Regions from separate parts of the Homo sapiens genome. Here regions 1, 2, 4, 5, 6 and 7 are each linked to region 3. Evidence: chromatin contacts called from ENCODE Hi-C or POLR2A ChIA-PET data. All regions are on one chromosome and are shown on one strand. The core of a region is the stretch at or near the end of the contact, and the rest is flanking DNA. Distances in the headings are between cores, read along the strand shown.

Evidence for each region. A loop is a pair of places that touch in the nucleus more often than their neighbours do. ChIA-PET counts read pairs that join two places held with the same protein, here RNA polymerase II (POLR2A). Pooled maps may share reads with other maps.
Region 1: a map of naive thymus-derived CD4-positive, alpha-beta T cell shows a loop between it and region 3 (7-fold over the local background). The contact joins the promoter of SLC26A6 here to the promoter of USP4 in region 3. A Hi-C loop is called at or near these places in 1 of 168 maps with a recorded cell type or tissue (naive thymus-derived CD4-positive, alpha-beta T cell) and 6 of 50 pooled maps.
Region 2: a loop to region 3 is called in a pooled map, with 17 times the contacts of the local background. The contact joins the promoter of RBM6 here to the promoter of USP4 in region 3. A Hi-C loop is called at or near these places in 1 of 168 maps with a recorded cell type or tissue (breast epithelium), 4 of 37 single-sample maps with no recorded cell type and 9 of 50 pooled maps. POLR2A ChIA-PET finds 5 or more read pairs at or near these places in 5 of 52 experiments (CD4-positive, alpha-beta T cell, CD4-positive, alpha-beta memory T cell, OCI-LY7 and 2 more).
Region 4: a loop to region 3 is called in a map of naive thymus-derived CD4-positive, alpha-beta T cell, with 17 times the contacts of the local background. The contact joins the promoter of IP6K2 here to the promoter of USP4 in region 3. A Hi-C loop is called at or near these places in 1 of 168 maps with a recorded cell type or tissue (naive thymus-derived CD4-positive, alpha-beta T cell) and 8 of 50 pooled maps. POLR2A ChIA-PET finds 5 or more read pairs at or near these places in 4 of 52 experiments (CD4-positive, alpha-beta T cell, T-cell, activated CD4-positive, alpha-beta T cell and 1 more).
Region 5: a loop to region 3 is called in a pooled map, with 21 times the contacts of the local background. The contact joins the promoter of PFKFB4 here to the promoter of USP4 in region 3. A Hi-C loop is called at or near these places in 1 of 37 single-sample maps with no recorded cell type and 8 of 50 pooled maps.
Region 6: a pooled map shows a loop between it and region 3 (7-fold over the local background). The contact joins the promoter of RBM5 here to the promoter of USP4 in region 3. A Hi-C loop is called at or near these places in 5 of 50 pooled maps. POLR2A ChIA-PET finds 5 or more read pairs at or near these places in 2 of 52 experiments (CD4-positive, alpha-beta T cell and activated B cell).
Region 7: a map of B cell shows a loop between it and region 3 (6-fold over the local background). The contact joins the promoter of GNAI2 here to the promoter of USP4 in region 3. A Hi-C loop is called at or near these places in 1 of 168 maps with a recorded cell type or tissue (B cell), 2 of 37 single-sample maps with no recorded cell type and 8 of 50 pooled maps. POLR2A ChIA-PET finds 5 or more read pairs at or near these places in 4 of 52 experiments (GM12878, activated B cell, activated T-cell and 1 more).

Annotation. Positions count from the first base shown.
Region 1 is chr3:48,633,979-48,637,311 of GRCh38, reverse strand. It overlaps SLC26A6 (solute carrier family 26 member 6), which reads left to right and starts at 1,851. Exons shown (of 21, transcript NM_022911.3): 1 at 1,851-1,941. The coding sequence starts at 1,919. CELSR3 (cadherin EGF LAG seven-pass G-type receptor 3) reads left to right here. Exons shown (of 35, transcript NM_001407.3): 35 at 1-849. RefSeq lists silencers at 1,643-1,922, 2,313-2,412.
Region 2 is chr3:49,938,765-49,942,229 of GRCh38, reverse strand. It overlaps RBM6 (RNA binding motif protein 6), which reads right to left and starts at 2,080. Exons shown (of 21, transcript NM_005777.3): 1 at 2,005-2,080. RefSeq lists a silencer at 1,650-1,849 and enhancers at 1,406-1,927, 1,990-2,049, 2,080-2,129, 2,160-2,219, 1,928-2,450.
Region 3 is chr3:49,338,472-49,341,563 of GRCh38, reverse strand. It overlaps USP4 (ubiquitin specific peptidase 4), which reads left to right and starts at 1,511. Exons shown (of 22, transcript NM_003363.4): 1 at 1,511-1,640. The coding sequence starts at 1,540. RefSeq lists enhancers at 891-950, 1,041-1,210, 841-1,340 and a silencer at 1,381-1,570.
Region 4 is chr3:48,715,493-48,718,595 of GRCh38, reverse strand. IP6K2 (inositol hexakisphosphate kinase 2) reads left to right here and starts at 1,375. Exons shown (of 6, transcript NM_016291.4): 1 at 1,375-1,439.
Region 5 is chr3:48,554,962-48,558,093 of GRCh38, reverse strand. PFKFB4 (6-phosphofructo-2-kinase/fructose-2,6-biphosphatase 4) reads left to right here and starts at 1,291. Exons shown (of 14, transcript NM_004567.4): 1 at 1,291-1,413. The coding sequence starts at 1,317. RefSeq lists enhancers at 579-668, 799-888.
Region 6 is chr3:50,087,234-50,090,325 of GRCh38, reverse strand. RBM5 (RNA binding motif protein 5) reads right to left here and starts at 1,407. Exons shown (of 25, transcript NM_005778.4): 1 at 1,297-1,407. RefSeq lists enhancers at 368-958, 1,120-1,229, 1,270-1,439, 959-1,550.
Region 7 is chr3:50,234,429-50,237,763 of GRCh38, reverse strand. GNAI2 (G protein subunit alpha i2) reads right to left here and starts at 1,560. Exons shown (of 9, transcript NM_002070.4): 1 at 1,311-1,560. The coding sequence starts at 1,428. RefSeq lists a silencer at 1,353-1,812 and enhancers at 1,682-2,292, 2,293-2,903.

The DNA.
Region 1 (3,333 bases), core at 602-3,101, 700 kb after region 3:
AAACAAGGGAATTCAAGACCCAGAATGTAGGTGCCACTGCCTCCTATGTTTACAGGATCCTCCGTGGCCCTAGGCACCTGGGCTGCAGGAAGTGACTCCGTTCCACTCCTCCTTTATTCCCTTAAAAAGGGAAAAATGACTGTTACGACCCTGTTCACAAAACTCTTACTTTTGCTATTTTGTCTGCTGTCCAGAACTGAAGACTTTAAAATTTTGTTACTGTTTACAAGTCCAGATTCAAAAAATGTTTTTACTTTGTTTACAACTCAAAACTTTGAGTTTTACACTTTGTTTACAGTAGATAATTTTTTTTCCTTTGTTTCCAAGTGAAAGGTAGGGAAAGTGGGAGAGGGACTTGGAGGACCCACCTGTGAGGACCCTGACCTGGCCATCTTGAGGGGTTTTCTAACCCCCAGGTCTCCCAGGCCGAAGGTCAGCCTTGAGTCCCGTTTAACAGCAGATCCAGAAGACCTTGAGAGTAGGCGTCCTCTAACCACGGGGGAGAGTGGCTGTGCAGGGCTGGGGGGTGGTCTGTGCAGACACCTCCTCACCCACCACCCCATGCATACTCTTGGGAAGCAGCTTCCTGGGAGATTAGAAATTCTACTTCCCTGACTGGAGCTAAATCCCACCAGCCAGGACCCAAACTCTCCTTACCGAGAAGGACCCCAGCTCTTGAAGGGCTGAGTGGCCTGCTGGGGGTGGGAGGGTGTCTTTACTATGTCCTAGGTTTCGTAGATGCCCCTCTCTGGGGTTCCCCTCCTCCAGCCCAGCGGCCCTCTTTCCTGTCTGTGTAAATTGTTCCGTGAAGCCGCGCTCTGTTTTGGGAATAAACTTCTATAGAAAACAGTTGTTGCCTTTTCCTGTTGGGGGCTGGGGAGGTAGGATGGAAGCTGTGAATGATTCAAGCCAGACTGACCTTTGGGAGGAATCTGAGCCCCTCCCAAGAATATCCAGCTATTTTTAGCCCATTTCATGGCAGATCTCTTTCACCTTGAAATCTGGCCCCTCACTTTGTAATTGGGGCCTGATGTTGGAGCACAGGTGCTGAAAATAAGGTGCTAAGGAAAACCTCCCCGCTGGTCAAGGCAACGGCAACAGGACTTCCTAATTCTTCAGGGTCTGCAGCCCTGACCCGGCATTTTTTGCCCTCACCTGCGGTGAAACCAACCTGAGGAACTGCTCTTGCAGTTCCTGCCTTGCCCACCCAACAGCACTGACGCCCACCCAACAGCACTGACCCCCACCATTCTCCTCGGCGGCCCGCGCAGTAACCTTCTGGGAGCTACGTCCGGGCTGTGCTTAGTGCAGCGGAGGGGATCCTCCAACCATTTCTGGCCTGGGTGGCCAGAGTTAAAGGGGAGGACTTGGGGACCGTTGGCTCCGGGTCTCAAAGAGATGCGTAGTCGCAGAAAGCCTGCGGGTGGCGCTCTCAGCTGAAGGCAAGAGAGGCCCCACAGACCTGGATCCCCTACGAGTTAAGGCTGGGGTCACCGGCCAGTGGAGTTTCCTTTTCCCACTCCGTGAGCACCTTCCGCCGAGCCAGGACCTGGGATCAGCTCCAACCTACTCAGGGCCTGGGGGCGCGACTGCGGCCAGCCCGGCGCGGGTGCTTAGTTCCAGTTCTGCAGTCCCATCCAGCTCCGGGCAGAGGGCCGGGCGAGCAGCGAGAGGCCTCATAGGCCAGGTCGCCGGGGAGGAAGCGGTTAAATCCTCCTTCTCCAGTCTCTCCCCGCCCGGCGCGCGCCACTTAGGCCCCGCCCCAGCGCGCTGATTGGCCCAAGCCTCCCCGTCCTGCCCCGGGATTAGCCCCCGGGAGAGCGCAGCTGGCCTCACCCGGTCCCGGCGCCGCCTTCCGGAGCGTAGCGGCCTCTAGCTCGAGCAGCAGGAGCAGCCCGCACCGGACAACTTGCGAGCCATGGGGCTGGCGGATGCGTCGGGGTGAGTTCAGCGCACATTCCCGGTGGCCCCGCGCGAGCGCCTCGCTGGAGCAGGCATTCTCCGCTTGCGACGCCTCGCTGGAGCAGGCATTCTCCGCTTGCGACGCCTCGGTTTACCTCTGCTGATTTTCTGCAGGCGGCTGCCCCTCTGCAGCAAGGGGTGGGGGCGGGAGCCGGCGCGACCCCAGTCCCTTGGGCTGTGCGGAAAGCCGCTGGTGTGACGCCCGAGGGCCATCCCGGGCCACAGGGAGGCAGCTGCGTGCGGAGGAGCCCGGCCAGGAGATGTGCCGGCGGGGGTGCGTGGGGCACGGGAGTCCCTGGCAGCGGCCCGTGGACTAGCTGCTTTCAGCTGAGTCCCGAGTCCACCCAGCTCCACTGATCCCGGAGTGAGCGCTCCGGCCTTTCTGGCCCCAGTTGCCTTCCTACAGGGAGGGGCCAATGATCAAGGCTCCGCCCTCCAAACGCGGGTCCCAAGTTGTCGGGGGAGGGAGCCCTTTAAGAAGACCTGAGTGACTCACGTAGGAAAGGAGAGGGGGCTCTACGATCTCCTTGAGATAGCGGTCCCAAGAGTCTCTGAGGATCTTCCTTGCACCCACTCCACACTCCTCCAACAGTACAGCCAGGTTAGAGGCGCTTCCCAGGTGAGTTCCTGTCCCTCAAATGGGATCCTCTCCCCAGGTCAGGGCTTTTCCTAGATCAGAACTTTCCTGACTGGTGAAAGCTTCCCCAACAGGCTAGAGTTTTCCCCCAGGTAAGATCCTTCTGTGAGATCTATTCCCAGGTGACAGCTTTTCCCCATTCCACGTGGGAGCCTCGCCCGAGGTCAGAGCTTTCTCTATGGGAGAGTACCCCCCAGGTGAGAACCCTCTCCCTCTAGGTCTTTTCTTCCCATGTGAGATCTTTCTCTGACTTCAAGTAGGTGCCTCTGGGCAGAGGGAAGATTCCCCCTGTATCAGAACTTGCCAGGCTGATAAAGATTCCCTGGTAGGTCAGAGATCCCTCTAGGTGAGATTCCCCTTGAAAGCTTCTATTCCCAGGTGAGCTCTTTCCCCCACTTCAAGTGGGTACTTCCCTTTCCATGTGGGAGCCTCTCCCTCTAGGTGAGAGATTGCCACTCCAAGAGCAAGCTCCTTCTCAGGTGAGAGCCAGTCCTTGGCTTCCCCATAACAGGCCTGAGCCGTCTACAACCTGGACCCTGGGGCTGGAGGCCCAGGGGCAAGCTTGGCTCCAACACTTTCCTTCCCTTAGAGGGGAGGGTCTCATCTGAGGCCTGAGGCTTGGGAAAGGAGTTGCTTGAGGAGCTGGACCCCTGGTTTGCTGGACCCCTTCCCTGAGTGTGCTCTCAGCCAGCAGTGGGCTCCCGGGGCAGCTGGAGGAGGACCTGGGGACTGGA
Region 2 (3,465 bases), core at 831-3,330, 600 kb before region 3:
GCGTGAGCCACCGTGCCTGGCTGAATTGTATACTTAACAATGGTTTAAAGAGCAAATTTTGTTAAAATATACATAAACATACATAAAAATATATATTTACCACAATTTATTTAATTGATTTTTTTTTTTTTGAGACAGTCTTGTTCTGTGGCCCAGGTTGGAGTGCAGTGGCACTATCTCCCCTTACTACAACCTCTACCTCCCCGGCTCAAGCGATTTTTCCATCTCAGCCTCCTGAGTAGTTAGGGCTAACAGGAGCATGCCACCACGCCTGGCTAATTTTTTTTTTTTGTATTTTTTGTAGAGACAGGGTTTTGCGATGTTGCCCAGGCTCACAATTTGTTTTAGAAATACTATAACAGGGCCGGGCACGGTGGCTCACGCCTGTAATCCCAGCACTTTGGGAGGCCAAGGCAGGTGGATCACCTGAGGTCAGTAGTTCAAGACCAGCCTGGCCAACATAGCGAAACTCCGCCTCTACTAAAAAAATACAAAAAATTAGCTGGGCATAAGGCGAAACGCTGCCTCTACTATGTTGGTTTTTGTTGAGTTTTGCGGGTTTTTTTTTTTTTTTTTTTTTTTTTTTTTTGAGACAGAGTTTCACTCTTGTGGCCCAGGCTGGAGTGCAATGGAGCAATCTCAGCTCACCGCAACCTCCGCCTCCCAGGTTCAAGCGATTCTCCTGCCTCAGCCTCCCAAGTAGCTGGGATTACAGGCATGTGCCACCATGCCCGGCTAATTTTGTACTTTTAGTAGAGACGCGGTTTCTCCATGTTAGTCAGGCTGGTCTCGAACTCCCCACCTCAGCCTCCCAAAGTGCTGGGATTACAGGTGTGAGCCACCAGGCTCGGCCTGGTAATAGAATTCTATAAGGAAAGGTGCTACAACTATCCAGAGAGACCTGGGACCTGTCCTGCAGGTTAGGTATCTAGTTAGATGCTAGTTTCTGAGACAAGGTTCAAATTCAACTTTTGTGTTTCACCAAAATGGTAACATATTATTTAGTTACTTTCTTCACTGCCAGTCCTACCATCACGCACCAGCTCTTGACACCTCTCGTTAGAGACCTCACAAATTCAGTAATGGTGACATATTTAAATCATTCACGCTGGTGGCATTTCTCAATAGGAAGGTGGAAACTAGCAAGCCGAGGGCACAATCCAGGGTTCAGAAAATGAACCAGGTGACCATGTCTGCATGTCTACTGAACTCCTTCACTTAAATCCGGCTACTCTGACCTTCACAAGCAAACCTGGAATATGCAAAAAATACAATTACGCTCACGGTTTATGTACCCTACGAAACAGGGCCCTTCCTTCAAAAAAAAAAAAAAAAAAAAGGCATTCCCAAAGTTGAACCCATTCGCCTAACGTCAATTCTAAAATAAAGAGAAAAACATCTATTTACACCGCTAATGGAATCTAAAGCGTGAATACGATAAAACATCCTTCTCCTTCATTGCCTAACGGGCGCAGAACCCACCAGACCACTCTCCCGCTTCCAGGTTCTACCGCCCCGACGACCGGGCTCGGAGCTCTTGTGCCCTCCGGTCCAGCGGAGCCTCCCTTGTGTCTGTCCAAGTCTGAGGACGAGGCTACGTGCTAAGCACAAGAGCTCCCTTCCTAGTGATGCCACAGAATTGGATCTGAAACAGGAAAACCGCAAGAACAGCCCGCTTACAGCTCCGAAGAGTAGGAGCACAGAGCCGCAACCACGCGCCGGCCCCAGCCTCACAGCTGGCCGCTCCGCGGCGGGACCGGTAATCTACTGCCGCGCCGGGCCCCGCCCCAGGCCCGCGACGGTTCCGGGGCGTTCCTGCCACGGGCGGCGCCTCCCTCATCTCACCGTTGCTTGGTCTTCTTCCCGAGCGAGGCCGCAGCCGCCCCGCGACACTGAAGCCACAGCTTTCAGGCTGCGCGGGCCTGCGATGTCTAGAGCGGGCCTGTCTGCTGGCTATTCCCTGGCAGGCTCTGGCACGCCTCCCCTCCAGTCCCGGGCCCTTACCTAGGCGGCGAAGCCTCCACGGCCCGCTCCTCCTTCTCCTCAGCCTCCGCCACCGACCCAGCGCCGCGGACACCGGAACTTCCTCCGCGCGGGGCCACTGCTACCACAAAGGCGCCGCGCCGCTGCCTTCAGCGCTCGGCCCGCTGGGAGATGAAGTACAGCTGCCGGTCCCGCAGACTCTTACTCCCGCCGTGCCCCGCGCGCAGGGGACTTGCCTTCTGGGGTGGGTCGTAAGAGCACGCTGTCCATCGCCATCCAATAAGAAGGCGCGCTTACCCGCCCTACTCCGCGTGACCTGCTGGGAGTTGTGGTTTGGCCTCTGCCCTGTGACACCTGGTCCTCTTGTGCTTTCCTCTCAGTTGATTGAGGCTTACAGTTTTTTGGTGGCTTGACTTTCCTGAGGTTTGCTCCCTGCCAGCAGCTCGGGTACGGCCCTGGCCTGCCTAGCTCGAGGCCTCCTTATTGTCCGTTAGTGTGAGAGAAATGGAAGGGAGCTTCTTCGGGAGTAAGTTTAAGCCATCTCCAGCTGGTTGGCGGGGCGCGGTGGCTCACGCCTGTAATCCCAGCACTTTGGTAGGCCGCGGCGAGTGGACCACCTGAGGTCAGGAGTTCTAGACCAGCCTGGCCAACATGGTGAAACCCCATCTCTACCAAAAATACAAAAATTACCCGGGCTTGGTGGCAGGTGCCTGTAATCCCAGCTACTCGGGAGGCTGAGGCAGGAGAATCACTTAAACCCGGGAGGCAGAGGCAGAGGTTGCAGTGAGCCGACACTGTGCCACTGCACTCCAGCCTGGACAATAGAGCAAGACTCCACCTCAGAAAAAAAGAAAGAAAGAAAAAGGCCGGGCGCAGTGGCTCATGCTTGTAATCCTAGCACTTTGGGAGGCCGAGGTGGGTGGATCACGAGGTCAGGAGTTCAAGACCAGCCTGGCCAAGATAGTGAAACCCCATCGCTACTAAAAATACAAAAAGTAGCCAGGCGTGGTGGCGCATGCCTGTAATCCCAGCTACTCAGGAGGCTGAGGCAGAGAATTGCTTGAACCCGGGAAGCACAGGTTGCAGTGAGCCGAGATCGCGCCACTGCACTGTTGCCTGGCAACAGCGCAAGACTCCGTCTCAAAAGAAAGAAAGAAAGAAAGAAGTTGGGCGCAGTGGCTCACGACTGTAATCCCAGCACTGTGGGAGGCCGAGGCGGGTGGATCACGAGGTCAGGAGATCAAGACCATCCTGGCTAACACGATGAAACCCTGTCTCTACTAAAAACACAAAAAATTAGTGGAGCGTGGTGGCGGGCACCTGTAGTCCCAGCTACTCAGGAGGCTGAGGCAGGAGAATGACGTGAACCCGGGAGGCGGAGCTTGCAGTGAGTCGAGATAGCGCCACTGCACTCCAGCCTAGGCGACAGAGGGAGACTGTCGCAAAAAAAAAAAAAAATTACCCGGGCTTGGTGGCAGGCGC
Region 3 (3,092 bases), core at 262-2,761:
TTACAAACATGAACCACCGCGCCGGACGCCCGGTCTTTTTTTTTTTTTTTTTTTAAGACATTTCGGTCTCCACGTTGGTCAGGCTGGTCTCGAATGCCCGACCTCAGGTGATCCTCCTGCCTCGGCCTCCCAAAGTGCTGGGATTACAGGTGTGAGCCACCGCGCCCGGCCGGTTCACACCCTTTATTTGTATTTATTTTTTTTTTTTTGAGACAGGGTCTCACTTTGCCGTCCAGTCTCAAGTGCAGTGGCGCCATCTCGACTCACTGCAACCTCGACCTCCTGGGCTCAAGGGATCTTCCTACCTCAGCCTCCCAAGTACCTGGGACCACAGACGCGAGCCACTGCCCGGCTATTTTTTGTATTTTTTTGTAGAGACGGGATTTCGCTATGTTGCCGAGGTTGGTCTCTAACTCCTGGGCTGAACCTATCCTTCCGCCTCAGCCTCCCAAAGTGCTGGGACGACAGGCTTGAACCACCGCGCCCGGCCTGGTTCACACACTTTAATGGCACTTACCACATACTGCTAGGCATTGAGGTTATTTCTGTAACATCTCTTCTTTTCTACTAGATTCTATGAGGGCAGGAACTAGGTCTTATTTTTCTCTGAGGACAAGGACTGTTAGACAAGTGTATGGAGACGCATCTAGACCAACTGCCTGACTTCCTCTTTCCTCTGGGTTTACTTCTCCCTCCAAGAGGAGGGTTGTGTGTGTGAGCGGGGCGACTGGAAAACATAGTGTTCAGGACGTTGTATCTTGTTCCAGGAACTAAGTACACGCCTGGGTAACTAATGTGGAGTACCTCTCCTTCCCCTGTTGCTATCGCCCCTCTGTGGCTGCTTGGCAAGTAGCTCAGTATGAAGAGCTGACGGAATTCTGCGGTGGGCCAGGTGGCTCTGGCGTCGACTGTTTAAGGCGACTGTTAATGACTACAACACACCATTGAGTCTTGGTCCCAAGGCGCTGGTGCACATGGTACTTCCCGAAATCCCTGTAGGGCCGCTGGAGCAGGAGCCCCGATCCCACGTTTGGGCAGCTGACTCGCCTAAGGCCTCCAGCTGAAAGCGGAATTGCAGGGGTGAGAATGAGCAGACCTAACTACCGGGCTTCTCGCACCTGGCCTGCATTTATTTAGGACCACGATAACCTCGAAGGCCAGGCTGGGGTGCCCGATGGGTCGTGGGCTTGCTGCCTAACTCCCTGAGATCGGCGGGCTGAACAGAGCTTCGAAGTGTAGCGCCATCCTGAGCAGAGGAAGGGGCGCCCGAAGGCCGCGTAGCGGGCGGCAGGGCGGGAGGAAGTAGCAGCTGCTGCTCCCCGCCCACCCCTCTCGCGTGTGCCTTTCCGCTCCACTGTTCGCCGGTGAGCTAGGTGGCGCGAGAGCGGAGGGGAGAAAAGACAGCGGCTGCAGGAGCCGAAGGCCGCGGCTCGAGGTGGGGCAGGGGCGGGCACGCGAGCGTGCGTGCGTGGGCGCGGTCTATAGCACGCCGCGCGCGGGGCGGATGTCCGGGCCGGCTGGGCCGGGGCCGCGGAGGAGATGGCGGAAGGTGGAGGCTGCCGTGAGCGACCGGATGCGGAGACTCAGAAGTCCGAGCTTGGACCCTTAATGAGGACCACACTCCAACGCGGGGCGCAGTGGTGAGCTCCCGGCTCGCTCTTCCTCTATGCAGAACCAGGGGCCGAGAAAAAGGGGCCTCCTTTTTCTCGGCTAGAGTAGGGGCTGGGCGGGGATGGTATGTAGTGACCCTGGAAGAGTAGCCTGACACCTGCCCCTCAGGAGAATAACTCCAGGATCAGCTCTGGGAAAGCGCAGGCGGGGCCTGAGTGTCGTCTCAGTTCATTTGGAGCCCTAGGGGGCGGGCCCGGCGGGGGCCAGGAGGAGGGATGTGGAGAAGGGGAAGGTTGGTGGGGACCCTAAGGGTGGGGAGAGCCCTTTACCATGAGGACTCGCCGTGTGACCTTGGGCGAAGGTGTCACAGACCTGGATTCCTCACTGTTAAAACCAGGATAGCAATATTTGGCTCACCGACCTCAGTGGGTTGAGGGGAAAATCAGAAGTAGATACTTTGTAACTTGTAAACTGCCAACAGATGTCAAGGTCAGAAGCTGAACAAATGTCTGAGAACCCCGATTATTTTGGTAGCAAGTGTCAAAAATATTTGCGGCAGCAGTGTCTTGGAGTGGGAGAGGAGGATAGCCTAGGTCCTGGAGCTAGATAGAAGATGAAGGGTCCAGAATTTAGAAGACCCAGGCTGAGTTATTAGGCATCTTAATAGATTGTTTAGTAGAGGGGACAATACTTTGTACTACTGGAGAGATTCCTGGGTGGTGTAATTGTGTAGGAGTAGAAAAACTAAGGCTAGACTTTGCATCGAGTATGATTGTTACCCATCTTGTTTGTTTTGTTTTGTTTTGAGATGGAGTTTCACTCTTGTTGCCCAAGCTGGAGTGCAGTGGCGTGATCTTGGCTCACGGCAACCTCCGCCTCCCGGGTTCAAGCGATTCTCCTGCCTCAGCCTCCCGAGTAGCTGGGATTACAGGCTCACGCCACCACACCCAGCTAATTTTTTGTATTTTTAGTAGAGACCGGGTTTCACCATGTTGGGTAGGCTGGTCTCAAACTCTTGACCTTATGATCCACCCGCCTCGGCCTCCCAAAGTGCTGGGATTACAGGTGGGAGCCACCGTGCTCGGCCCGAGTGTTACCTATCTTTAAGAAATCATTGTGGTGATGATCTGCCGAGGAATTGAGCAGGAGAATAGAAAAATTGGGGTTAGGAGGAGTACAGATAACAGCTTATGTATTCACCTTGAGCTAACCAGTTTGTGAAAGGCAGGGTAAACAGAGGTACTTTTTTTGTGTTTTCTTTTCTTTTCTTTTCTTTTTTTTTTTTTTTTTGAGAAGGAATTTCGCTCTTGTTGCCCATGCTGGAGGGCAATGGCGCGATCTCGGGTCACGGCAACCTCCCCCTCCCATGTTCAAGCGATTCTCCTGCCTCAGCCTCCCCAGTAGCTAGGATTACAGGCATGCGCCACCACGGCCGGCTAATTTTTTTTGTATTTTTAGTAGAGACGGGGTTTCTCCATTTT
Region 4 (3,103 bases), core at 126-2,625, 620 kb after region 3:
ACAGCAGACCTTCCTGGTGCACTGAATATAGATGGGAAAGAGAGTAGTCAAGGGGTACTTTGAGGTGTTTGACTTGAGCAATAAGAAGGGCTGAGATGCTATCACTCAATTTGGGGAAAGTGGGGTGAAGTAGGTTTGGCGGATGAGCCAGTGTTAGGGTAGCACAAGTTGCGTTTGAGATGCCAGCAACTGGAAGTCAGAGTGCAGATGTCTAGTTGACAGTGGGACTAGTGAATCTGCCACTCAGGAAGGGTCTGGACTGGACAAACACTTTTAGGAGTGATTGACATGTAGGTGGCATTTGAAGTCATGAGCCTGGATAAGATTTTGGAAGAGTGAGTGTAGACAAAGAGAAAACACACAGATGAGAAACTGGTGAGACTGGAGGAAACCAGGAGGACATGGAGCCCTGGAAACCACATGCTAAGGTGAGAGGAGCTGCTCACAGAAGTCTCTCCTATCCACTGTTATAAGGTCAGGGATATTTATTTATTTTCCTTTTTTGTTCACTGCTGTATTTCCAATACCGAGTGTAAGTGCTTAATAAATACTTGTTGAATTAAAAAGTGTATGAGTGAATTTACACCTTTGCAAATGCCCAGTACACAGGGCTGCAACATTGTTCTCCTTTACAGAAAGAGCAGAGATCAGGTAGGAGGCTCTGCCCATTCTCAGTGGCACTAACCCTCTCCTTTGCCTTTCACAGCTATGCTGACATTCACTCAGGTGAGAGCCCTTCTGTCCAACACAGGCCCAAGACAAATGAGCCTCAGACAAGCCCTGTGGTGTGGTGCTTGGTGGGAGCTGGGTTGGGCACTGGGTCATCCACCAGTCCCCAGAAAACTCTATGGCCACTTCTCTGTCCACCCTTCCATATCTAATAATCTGTCTGTCTGTATCTATAACCATTTCTTTGTCCACCGTCTACAGGCACTCTTTTGTCCCTCTTTCCGTCTATTCACATCCAGTCTTCTGTCCATCTGCTAGAGTGACCAACTTCCCAGTTTGTAGTGGACTGTCTCTGTGTTAGCATTGAAATTCCTGCATCCTGCGAAATCGCTCACTACTGAACAAACCAAGACTGTTGGTCAATCCATCTGTTTCCCAGGTATCCTGCTGTCCATCGGCCCGCAGCTAGTCTATCCACCCAACCGCCCGTCAGACCTCCGGCCCACCCTCCCAGACGGAGGACAATGCTCCGCCCTCTCTGGCCCCGCCCCCAGTCACCGCCTTTTCCGGAAGCTGCTGCAGCGAATCCTGGCACCCTAGCAACAGCGCCTTTCAGGCTGTCCAGTCCGCGTGCGCAGCTCCTAGGACGAGCCAATAGTGAGGGGCACCGGGAGCGAGGTGCAGGGGGCGGGGCTCGGCCTGGCCGCAGCCATTTTGGTGCGAGAGAAACAATAGGACGGAAACGCCGAGGAACCCGGCTGAGGCGGCAGGTAAAGCTCGCGTCCTATGGCCCTAGTGCCCGAGGAGCTTTGAGGGAGATTTTTTCAGGCTACTGGGAAACGGGATCTCTGATCATTGGAGTCTCCCAGGTTATTTGGGAAAGACTTCTTCCGTGGTCATTGTGGGGGAAATCTCCCGGGGTCCCTGTGGATTCGATTTCCCTGGGTCATTTGGGAGGAGGGTTTTTCTTCTGATCATTGGGGGAGGGATTTCCGTGGTTTTGGGGGTCCAGCATCCTCCCCGGTCATTGGAGGGGGTCTCCCGGGTTTGGGGGAGGGCAGGATCTTTCCTGGTCATTGAGATCTCCCCGGGTCTTGGGAAGCGCAAGATCTACGGTGTCATTGAGGGGTCTCCCCAGGTCATTGGCGGCCACGATCTCCCCAGATATTTGGCGGGTGGAGGGGTCTTCCCGGATCTTTGGATAGGGAGTCAGCTCAGCGCCTCAGGTACTGTTACCTGGGGTCGGCAGATGTGCAGCCATTTTGAGTGTTGAATGCCATTTGGGCCCGTCAGATGGTGTTCGATGAGGGAATCTACACACTTAACCTTATTATAGAAAAAATGCCTTTAAATGGATAAGAGGACACCTTTATAGTGATATTTCCACTCTTTACGTTTGATTACAGACCGCTTTTGTCTTTTGCATCCTAATGGCTTATTTCATTTTAGGATTGTATTCGTTCTCATATATCAACTAAGCTACACTAGCAGAAAAGTGAGTGAAAATAAAATGTAGAAACCAGTAAAATCCAGTGCTCTTAAATACCAGGGAAAACAGAACTAGTCACTGCTTGGAATTAAACATTTCCGTAGCAGAATGTACACAGAACAAAAAATCATCTTGAATAGTTTTAAGAAAAAGTACTGGCACTTTGGAACGTGGTAACAAAAATGTTGTAGATCATCGGTTCTATGATATTTTTAATAGAGGACCATGATTACAGTAATTTTGTTGAATTCTAGTGTTTAAAATGTTTGCTGTATTTGCAGTTGTAGCCAGGTAATATTTTAAGTGAACTAAGATGCTTATTTATATAGGTTGTTGCTGTGGGGTTTGTATAATTGCATCGTGTAACTTGGGTGTTAAGTATTTAAAGAGAAGCTTCAGGGTGTTGTTTTAACTTTAGCCACTATCAGAGTTAGAAAGGGCCAAATGAATACTTTATCACATTTGACATAATAGGCAAATTGATGGCCTAGTAACTTTTTTTTTTTTTGAGAAAAAGTTAAACTGTTAACTGTCATTTAAAATTTTTTTTCTATTTTCTGTGGTCTTGTCTGACATTGTCATTTCGATAGATTTACCTGCTTTGTGACTTTAGAATTCACAGGCATTGTTAGAAATCAAATGGAGAATCACTTGAGCCCAGCAGTTCAAGATCAACCTGGGCAACATAGCAACACCCTGTCTCTACAAAAAAAAAAAAAAAAAGAGAGAGAGAGAAAGAAATGAAATGGATAAGAACACTGACTAGAGTTAATACAATTGTAGAAACTAGCTTTTTGTTTGTTTGGTTTGTTTTTTATGCAGGGCCTGGGTAGGGAGGGAGCAAGGCAGGGACCTGGGAGATCTAGAAATCAGTGTAACAGATATAATAGATTTCTTTTGTGTTTCAAAGCTTCCTAGGTGACAGACAGGTACACTGTATGCTAG
Region 5 (3,132 bases), core at 42-2,541, 780 kb after region 3:
AAAATGAATTTCTTAGAGATTGACATACTTAATTTATACTGTAATACTGTAAGATAGACAATGTGCACATCCCATTTTCCTGAAGAGAAAATGTTATTAACATATTATTTTCAAAAAATATGTAAAACTTTAGTTAAAAAAACCAAAATACTAAAAATCAAAAAAAAATTGTAAAAAATGAAATTCTGGAAAGACGATTAAGATACTCCCAGGGCTTAGTGAGTACCCAAAGTACTTGGTTACTAAGTGCCACGCACGGCCGGGCGCGGTGGCTCACGCCTGTAATCCCAGCACTTTGGAAGGCTGAGGAGGGCGTATCACCTGAGGTCAGGAGTTCGAGACCAGCCCGGCCAACGTGGTGAAATCCCGCCTCTACTAAAAATACAAAAATTAGCAGGGCGTGGTGGTGGGCGCCTGTAATCCCAGCTACTTGGGAACCCGAGGCAGGAGCATCCCTTGAACCCGGGAGGCGGAGGTTGCAGTGAGCCAAGATAGCGCCATTGCACTCCAGCCTGGGCAACAGGAGCGAAACTCCGTCTCAAAAAAAAAAAGTCCCACGCATTTGCTCCCAGCAGCCAAAGCAAAGAAAGAGGAACAATATTGAAATGTGTTTTGAGTCTCTATCCATGAGGTAAAAGAGCTTTTCCAGCGTGGTTGAGCATGCTCCTATGGACGGCGGAAGAGTCCCGGGGCTCGGAGCAGTCAAGGGGGACCCCGAGGAGGGGCAGGAGGGCGCAGCGGAGTTGACGGCTGGGACTGCAGGCCTACTGGCCCCTGTCGGCTCTGACCAACCTGGCCGTGCGGGTCACGTAGGCCTCGTCCCACTGCATGAAAACCCCTCCCTCCTGGGGGCCCTGGGCTCCCTAGCAAGGAGGTAGCAGAATTCACGCGTGCCGCTGCTCAGGGATGCAGCGCCAGGGCGGAGCCCGTAGGTGGGGCCTATGCAAATCAGCGCGGGCAGGTTGGGAGAGCTGAGTTTGCGCATCCGGGGCGGGCCTGCACAATCCGGGCCTTGAACTGGGGCGGGACCAGTACAATCCGGAGTTGAGCATGCGCATTCTCGATCCTGGCCTGAAGAACTGGGCCCACTTGTTCCAAAACGGGCGGGTAGGTGAGTTGGGCATGCGTGGTCGGAGGCCGGGCCCCTTTCAGCTGGGGCGGAGCCTACTCACTCTGGGGCGGGACCTGCGGGAAGATAGACATGGGCTGTCGCGGCTTGAGGAGGGGCGGGGCCCAAGGGGCGGGACCTCGGGTGGCCCGAGGTGGCCCGGCTGCTGGGTTGGAAGCGGCGCAGTCCGACTCATCCCGGCCCCGGGATGGCGTCCCCACGGGAATTGACACAGAACCCCCTGAAGAAGATCTGGATGCCATACAGCAATGGGCGGCCCGCTCTGCACGCTTGCCAGCGCGGTGGTGAGGCGGGGTCCTCTGGGAGGAGGTGGGAGGTGCACCGGGATGGGTGGGTAGGGCGGCCTGGGCGGGGGTCTCGCATGGAGAAGGGGCGGGAGACAGATGGGGAACCGGGGACAGGTGAGGTTGCCGTGACTGGGGAGGCTGCTGGGGACAGGTGAGGCGGTCGTGACAGTGGTGGGCCAGAGACAGGTGTGGCAGAGCAGGGGGCGGGGACAGGTGTGTGGGGGCATATCGGCTTGGCGGTGGCTAGGTCTGGCCACCATCACCTCGGGGAGGGCTCTGGCCCCCTCGCTTCCCTCTCCAATCCCCATCGCCCCCAGTCTGGGGAGGACCCTGTGGGCACCCCAGGCCCTTCCCTCTCTCCTGGCCAAGGAGTGTGGGCCGGGTTGTTGGACTGGAACTGAGCTGTGTGGCCCTAGGTGAATTACTTGGCCTCTCTGAGCCCAGAACTTTCAAAGGTGGGCTAGTTTTCCAACAGGAGGAAGGGTGCCTCTTGGCCTTAAAGCTGAGCTTGGGCAGGAACTTCAGCAGAGATGTGCTCAGGATAGAGACAGAAAAGTATGCCGTGTGGGCCTGTGTCTGTGTCCCGGGACATGTAAGTATCCACCTGGGGTCATGGGTGTACAGTAAAACTGGAGAGTGAAACAGCTAGGAGAATGCTGAAATTCATGGAATTGTTAAGGGGCTCACCTCTCCTAGGGTCCCAGGTGTTTAAACCGCTTCCTTGAGTTTCTGCCTGTCCTTAAATGAGCTGGCAGTTTTTTTTTTTTTTAAGAGATGAGTCTCGCTCAGTGGCCCAAGCTGGAGCAAGTGCAGTGGCGCGATCATAGTTCACTGCAGCCACGACCTTCTGGGCTCAAGCAATCCTCCCACCTCAACCTCCCGATTAGCTGGGATTATAGGTGCGCCACCACACCCAGCTTTTTTTTTTCTTTTTTCTTTTTTTTTGTAGAGACAGGGTCTTGCTATGTTGTCTGGGCTGGTCTCCAACTCATGGCTTCAAGTGGATCCTCTGGCCTCGGCCTTCCGAAGTGTTGAGATTACAGGCGTGGGTCCTGGCCTGCAACTTTTTTATTACCAGGAAAAGAAAGATTTGTTTTAGGAGTAACTGAAACATTGTAATGAATTTGCAGCTTGTCCAGCACCTCAGAGAACATCTAGTTTAACAGACAGTGAAATGGAGATCAGGAGATTGAGTGACATGCCTGGGTCTCCCTGTGATCCTGCCTCTGCTTATGTATGATAAGCAAGGGGAGAGTTCTTTGTGCTCATCCTGCTGCAGCAGCCTGGAGCCATGGCTTTGATCATGATATGAGTCCTGGGGGAAGGGTGTGTGTATTTCTGGCCACACTGTGAGTCCTGGCAGGGGAAGGCCATGTTTCTGACCAGACCAAGTCGTGGTAACTCATGGCTTTGATTGTGATGTAGGTCCTGGTGGGGCTGTGCTGTCTATAATGCACACTCAGTCCTGAGGGCTATGGCCACCCCTCCTTTGAGACTCTTCTGGAGGCGGGGAGGCTGAGCCAGTCTGTGTTATTAGGGCTGTGTGGTCCTGACTTAGGGGGGTGGCTGCTATTACTACATAGGGGAAAGGAGTGAGGACCTGGACTTTTTTTTTTTTTTTTTTTTTGAGACGGAGTTTCACTCTTGTTGCCCAGGTTGTAGTGCAGTGGTCCTATCTCAGCTCACTGCAACCTCTACCTCCTGGGTTCAAGCAAT
Region 6 (3,092 bases), core at 158-2,657, 750 kb before region 3:
CTCCATAGCTTGGATACTACTGAGGCTGGGATTTCATCAAACCTTCAAATCATTGACAGTGATTATCTAAGGTGGGGAAGTGGTGGGGACAAACTGTCAACGTTAAAATCGTGCTAACATTTTGTTAACAATGAGCAAAACCGGAAGATTAAGCATATTTTAAAATATTAGATTCCAGATTTAACAGAATCATAATACGGAGCAAGCAGAAGACTCCTTCCCTGCTCCTACCTTAGAATTACAAAGCAAAAAGGGCAGAGCTACAATCAGCTCCTTGGTTTTGTATCAAAGCAACTCCGTGGGATAGTTGACCGTTAAAACATTAATCCAAGTGTCTTCATTAATACAAGGAGCAACATGAAATTCAAACACTTCTGATGAAAAATGTAAAACCTCGTAGAAGCTGGGATACTGAGCTGACTGAAATCTACTACATTAATAACGTATCGCATAAGACAAGAGCAAAGCTAGAAACGACCTAATTCCTAGGTAACAATAACCACCACGTCTTGAGCCAGTTCTTATGACTACAAACCACTGAGTAGTGAACAGCCCGGCCCCCCGCCCCCCGTTGGTAATAAGACATCACACTGCTGGACCGCGTTCGATGAGCGCGAGGTCCGAAAAATCAGTTCCAGTAGTCTCTGGAAGCCTAGTCTAGAGCGAATGCTCAACGATTTGTTGAAATTAATAAATGAAAAAGAACCACTGGGGGGAAACAAGTCCCGGGGCATATTCACTGGTGCCGCCCCTTGTCTCCCGGGCGGTGCCGGCACCCACCTCCGTGGGGTCTCGCGGCCGAGATGGCGGCGTCACGGCCTGCTCGACCGACTCCAGCGTCCGGCCTGCCCTCCCCGCACATGCCCCTCCCGCCTCCCAAGAGGTTCCAAACCCGCAGATGGGCGATCACCGAACAGCTTTTCGGAGAGGGCGATTCAGTTGCAGTTGAGCGGGGGATGGCGGCCAGAGACTGCCAGGGAGCTCCCAAGGAGTGCCCGAGGGACAGGCGACGGCTCCACTGCTCCGTTGGGCTGAAGATTAGGGGACGTGTATCCACAAGGGGCAAAGTCACAGCCAGAAAGAAGCAGGCCCAAGGCTGAGCTGGCTGGACACCCTCTGGAAACTGACAGAGCTGGCAACAAGGAAGGGCGCGGCCCTCCAACGCCTGGGGTAATTTAGCCCCTCTACAGAACCGGCTGGAGCTGATCAGTCGCCTCCGGCAGCTGACAAGGGAGGCTTGGGGGCCAGCCCAAATGGCAAGAACCTACCGTCGTTACAGACAGCCGCCGCACTTACCCCAAGGAGAGACCGAAGCAGCAGTAGCGGTTCTGCGCCCCAGAACCTCCAACAAGGTTCGGCGGCTACACAAAATGGCGCCTCCGCCGACGGCCGTCTCCTACCCACAGTACCTCACGCTTATCCCCTCCCCCTGTCACCCGCCTCCTGCGGAGAAGTCCAATCCTCGAAGCGGCCTGGCTGTGCGAGGGCTGCCGGGAAATGTGGTCGCCAGACCATCCTGTCACTTAGGACGCTCTGTGTTAATGTCTTGCAATTCTCTTCTAAATCACTACAGAGTTGTCGATCGGCTTTTGCAGACCTGGATTAGTTTTTAGGGCTCCTATTAGGCATGTTAATAATTCTTTGCTTTTGCTACTAGCGCCGTAGAGAGTACAGTTTGCTTTCACTGGCACGGTGTAAAACATTGTCTAATTCTACTTCAAAAGGAGACCGTGCGTGAAGTGGTGGCTCACTCACAAGCCAGCATTTTGGGAGGCCGAGGCAGGAGGATCGCTTGAGGCCAGGAGTTCGAGACCAGCCTGGGAAACACAGTGAGATCCTATCTCTACAAAAAATAAAATTAACTGAGCATGGTGGCGTGCACCTCTTGTCCCAGCTACTCAGGAGCTGAGGTGAGAGGTTCGCTTGGGCCCAAGAGGTCGAGGCTGCAGTGAGCTGTGATCTCGTCACAGCACTCCAGCCTGGGGACAATGCGAGAAACTGTCGCTAAAAAATAAAAAGGAGGCCGGTGCTGGGCGCGGTGGCTCACTCCTGTAATCCCAGCACTTTGGGAGGCCAAGGCGGGCGGATCACAAGGTCAGGAGATCGAGACCATCCTGGCTAACACGGTGAAATCCCGTCTCTACTAAAAATACAAAAAAATTAGCTGGGCATGGTGGCGGGCGCCTGTAGTCCCAGCTACTTGGGCGGCTGAGGCAGGAGAATGGTGTGAACCCGGGAGGCGGAGCTTGCAGTGAGCCGAGATTGCGCCACTGCACTCCAGCCTGGGCAACAGAGTGAGACTCTGTTTCAAAAAAAAAAAAAAAAAAGGCTGGACGCAGTGGCTCACGCCTGTAATCCCAGCACTTTGGGAGGCCGAGGCAAGTGGATCACGAGGTCAGGAGCTCAAGACCAGCCTGACCAATATGGTGAAACCGCGTCTCTACTAAAAATACAAAAATTAGCCGGGCATGGTGGCATGCACCTGTAGTTCCAGCTACTAGGGAGGCTGAGGCAGGAGAATCACTTGAACCAGGGAGGCAGAGGTTGCAGTGAGCTGAGATCGTGCCACTGCACTCCAGCCTGGGTGACAGAGCAAGACTCAGTCTCAAAATAATAATAATAATAATAATAATAATAATAATAATAATAATAATAAATAAATAAATAAAAAGGAGGGGCCAGGCATGATGGCTCATGCCTGTAATCCAAGCACTGTGGGAGGCCGAGGCAGGTGGATCAGCTGAGCTCAGGAGTTCGAGACCAGCCTGGCCAACATGGCTAAACCCCGTCTCTACTAAAAATACAAAAATTAGCTGGGTGTGGTGGCGCACACCTATAATCCCAGCTACTTGGGAGGCTGAGGTAGGAGAATCGCTTGAACCCAAGAGGCGGAGGTTGCAGTGAGCCGAGATTGCTCTACCGCACTCCAGCTTGTGCAACACAGCAAGACTCTATCTCAAAAAAAAATAAAAATAAAAAATAAATTAAAATGAGGAACATTAGTTGATCGCTTTACTAGATGCTATATTATTGCCCTAGATGCTTTGCAAACATTTTTGTTTGTTTGTTTGTTTGAGATGGAGTTTTGCTCC
Region 7 (3,335 bases), core at 311-2,810, 900 kb before region 3:
CCCCCAAATCAAAATTAGACTGCCACTGGGCACCACACCTACTTCCAGTGGGAAGCTGGATGGGGACAGCCAGTAGGCCCACCGTCTTTGCAAAAGGCCAGCTGGGATGCTCAGAGGCACCCTGGCCCACCCCCAGCTGGCCCCTCAACTCCTCATTCAGCTAGTCCACCATCCCCCTTCACAGGGTCCCAAGATCCAACAAGCCCCCCAACTCTCAGAGGCTACATCCCAGGCCTTGCAGCCCAGAAGGGGTGTGGGCAGCCCAGCACCTACTAGCAGATCTCCTGGGCTCACCCGCAGGGGCAGCAATATGTCGGCTGTCTCACCACTTCCACTTCCCCCCACTCCTCTAGCAGCCACCATCTTTTCTGGCCTTGGAGGCGGCCACAACCCTAACTCCTCCACTCTCTCTCCTACTTCCCAGACTGGCCTTCGAAACTGGAAAACATAGAGCCTCCTTGGGAAGCCTGAGGCCTGGCCCCCTCCCCCAGCGTGACCAGTGGAGCCTCAATCCAGCCCCGTGGGGGTTCTGCATAAGGCAGCCTAGGCCCTCTCCAACCCAGGGCTCCCGCCTCCTAGCCCAGCCCACTTGGTGCAGGAAGGGTGGAGGGATCTGGGGAAGGCCAGAGTGTAAGAGGACTTAGGGGAGGATCAGCAGAGGGTTTCGGGAGTGATGCCTGCAGAGAAGGATCTGGAGGGCAGGAAGCAGGGAGCAGGGCTCGCTGAAGGGGTTCCAGCTGGAGATGGGGCTCAAGAGCAGTTTCCCACTCGAGAGGTTCCTTGGGTCAGAGTGCACAGGTGGAGGATACAGATTCCAGACTAGGGATGGGGCACAGAAGGAGAAGGAGGGAGTGGGTGGGGGGCCTGGCAGGGGCCCCGCGGGATGCTCATGCCCAATAGGAATAAAAGGCGCAGGTGAGGAAAACAAGCGGAGCCTGAGGGTTGGGGAACAAGTGGCGGGCATCCTGGGGGTTTGGGCAAAGTGTAGGGAAGGATGGCGGGGCTCTGAAGTTCTGTGAAGCTAGTTAGCAAGGGGGGATGGCCAAGCAGGGCACTGGACCGCGGGTGTTGGGGCACTGTTGACTGGATTTGGAGGTCTGGGGTCTGGGATGAGACAGGGGTCTGGTCTAGAGTCTGGGCAGGATCAAAGGTCTAGTCCAATCTAGAGTTTTCAACCCTGGTCCTGGCCCAGGTGTGGGGTCCCAGACAGCCCGGGTCTGGGAGTTTGAAGCCCTAGTCTGGGAGGTCAAAGTCCTTGTCTGGGGATTCGAGCTGGGAATCAAGGATCCCAGTGCGGGACGCGGCCTCACCCAACAGCAGCAACTTCACCTCCCGCGCCGCCTTCTCTCCGTCCTCCCGCAGGTTCTTGTCGATCATCTTAGAGCGCTCGGCCGCCGCCTTGTCCTCGGCGCTCACGGTGCAGCCCATCCCGCCGTCCGCCGGCCCGGCCGCCGCCCGGCCCCCACACGGCCCACGGCCCGGCTCGGCCCCGCCCGACCCACTCCGCTCCCACCACCAGCCCTCTGCGGGAAGCACTCGGGTCGGCAGTTCCGAGCGACTGCGGGAGGCGCCTTCCCTACCGCCGCGCACCGACGGCGGGGCGGGCCGGGGGTGGGGCCTGGGCGAACCAAGCCTGTGACTGGGCCGGGGCGGGCTTGCAGGCGGGGCCAGAGGAGATTAGAGGCTGTTGATTGGCTCGAGGGCGGAGCGAAGGGGGAAGTTAGGCGCAGCCCAGGCTCGGGCCTGGGCTGCAGGCGGGGCCACGCGGAGAAAAGGCAATAGGGGTGGTTCCAAACCCCGGGACCCGGCACTGGGCGGGCTGCAGGCGGGACCGGGCTGTGATTGGGTGCGGAGCGCCGGGAGCTCTGTTGCTGGACAGCCGGGAGGGCGGATCTGTTAACCCGAGGGTGGGGATCCGGTGCCCTCGAGGGCAGAGCAGGAACCAGCCCTCTGAGCTTCTGCGAGTTGGGCGAGTTAGGTGGAGGAGGCGTGTCTTTGTCATTTGTTAAAGTTAATGAGTCCAGTAAACTTGTTTTGGGATCTACGAACTCGGGAGCCTTTCTGGACTGCGGTTTTCTCAGTCTTAAGGCGGGTTTACCGCCTTCTCCCTCTGGGTTGCAGCTAGTCGAAAAAGGAAAAAAAAAGGCCGGGCGCAGTGGCTCACGCCAGTAATCCCAGCACTTTAGGAGGCCGAGGCGGGCAGATCACTTGAGGTCAGGAGTTCTAGACCAGCCTGGCCAACATGGTGAAACCCCATCTCTACTAAAAATACAAAAATTACCCGGGCGTGGTCGTGGGCGCCTGTAATCCCACCTGCTCAGGAGGCTGAGGCGGGAGAACTGCTTCAACCCGGGTGGCGGAGGTTGCAGTGAGCCGAGATCGCGCCATTCATTGCACTCCAGCTTGGGCGACAGAGCAAGACTCCGTCTCAAAAAAAAAAAAAAAAATTGGTTTCCATCTTTACACCTTTGCCTAGGCTGTCTCCTTTAGCTGGGTGGCTTCTCATATCCATCCTTCCCCAATCTACCGGGAGGCATTCTTCGGCAGGCAGCCATCCTGGACTCCAATCTGGGACCAGGCAATCAGGACCCAAGGGAGAAAGGGAGAGAGGATGAGAGGGTGGAGAGGGAGGAAGAGAGGAGGGCGGGCAGGCAGGGTGAGGGGGTTGGGAGGGAAGAAAGAGGAAGAAGTTGCCACTGGACTTCTAGAAACAAAAGTGGCCATGATCTTATGACCTGTCTCTTCCATGGCCTGTCCACGTCTGGAGGTGGCCATGATCCCACATCCCACCCTCCTGTGGCCTGTCCCCACTGGGCAATGGCTGCAACCCTATGGCCAGGCAAAGGTGGGGTGGAAGCAGCAGTGTTTCTAGCTGAACATTTCAAGTCTTTCTGATCCTGTGCTCCAGGAGCAGCCCAGAGCCCCACCCTCGATTGGACATTTGAAGGGTCTGCCAAAAATTAACCACGAAGGCATTTTGTGTGACCCCAGTGCCATGAGGCTAGGAGGCCCCAGCCCAAAGGGAAGGCCCCTGAAGCAAGACAGGGTGCTTGCCACCAACAGCCCGGTGTTTAGCATAAACCCCTTCCTTAGAACCTTGGTACACATTTTGGCTGGGCATGGTTGCTCATGCCTATAATCCCAGCAACTCTGGGAGGCTGAAGCAGGCAGATCTCTTGAGGTCAGGAGTTCGAGACCAGCCTGACCAACATGGAGAAACCCTGTCTCTACTAAAATACAAAAAATTAGCGGGGTGTGGTGGTGGGCACATGTAATCCCAGCTACTTGGGAGACTGAGGCAGGAGAATCACTTGAACCCAGGAGGCGGAGGTTGC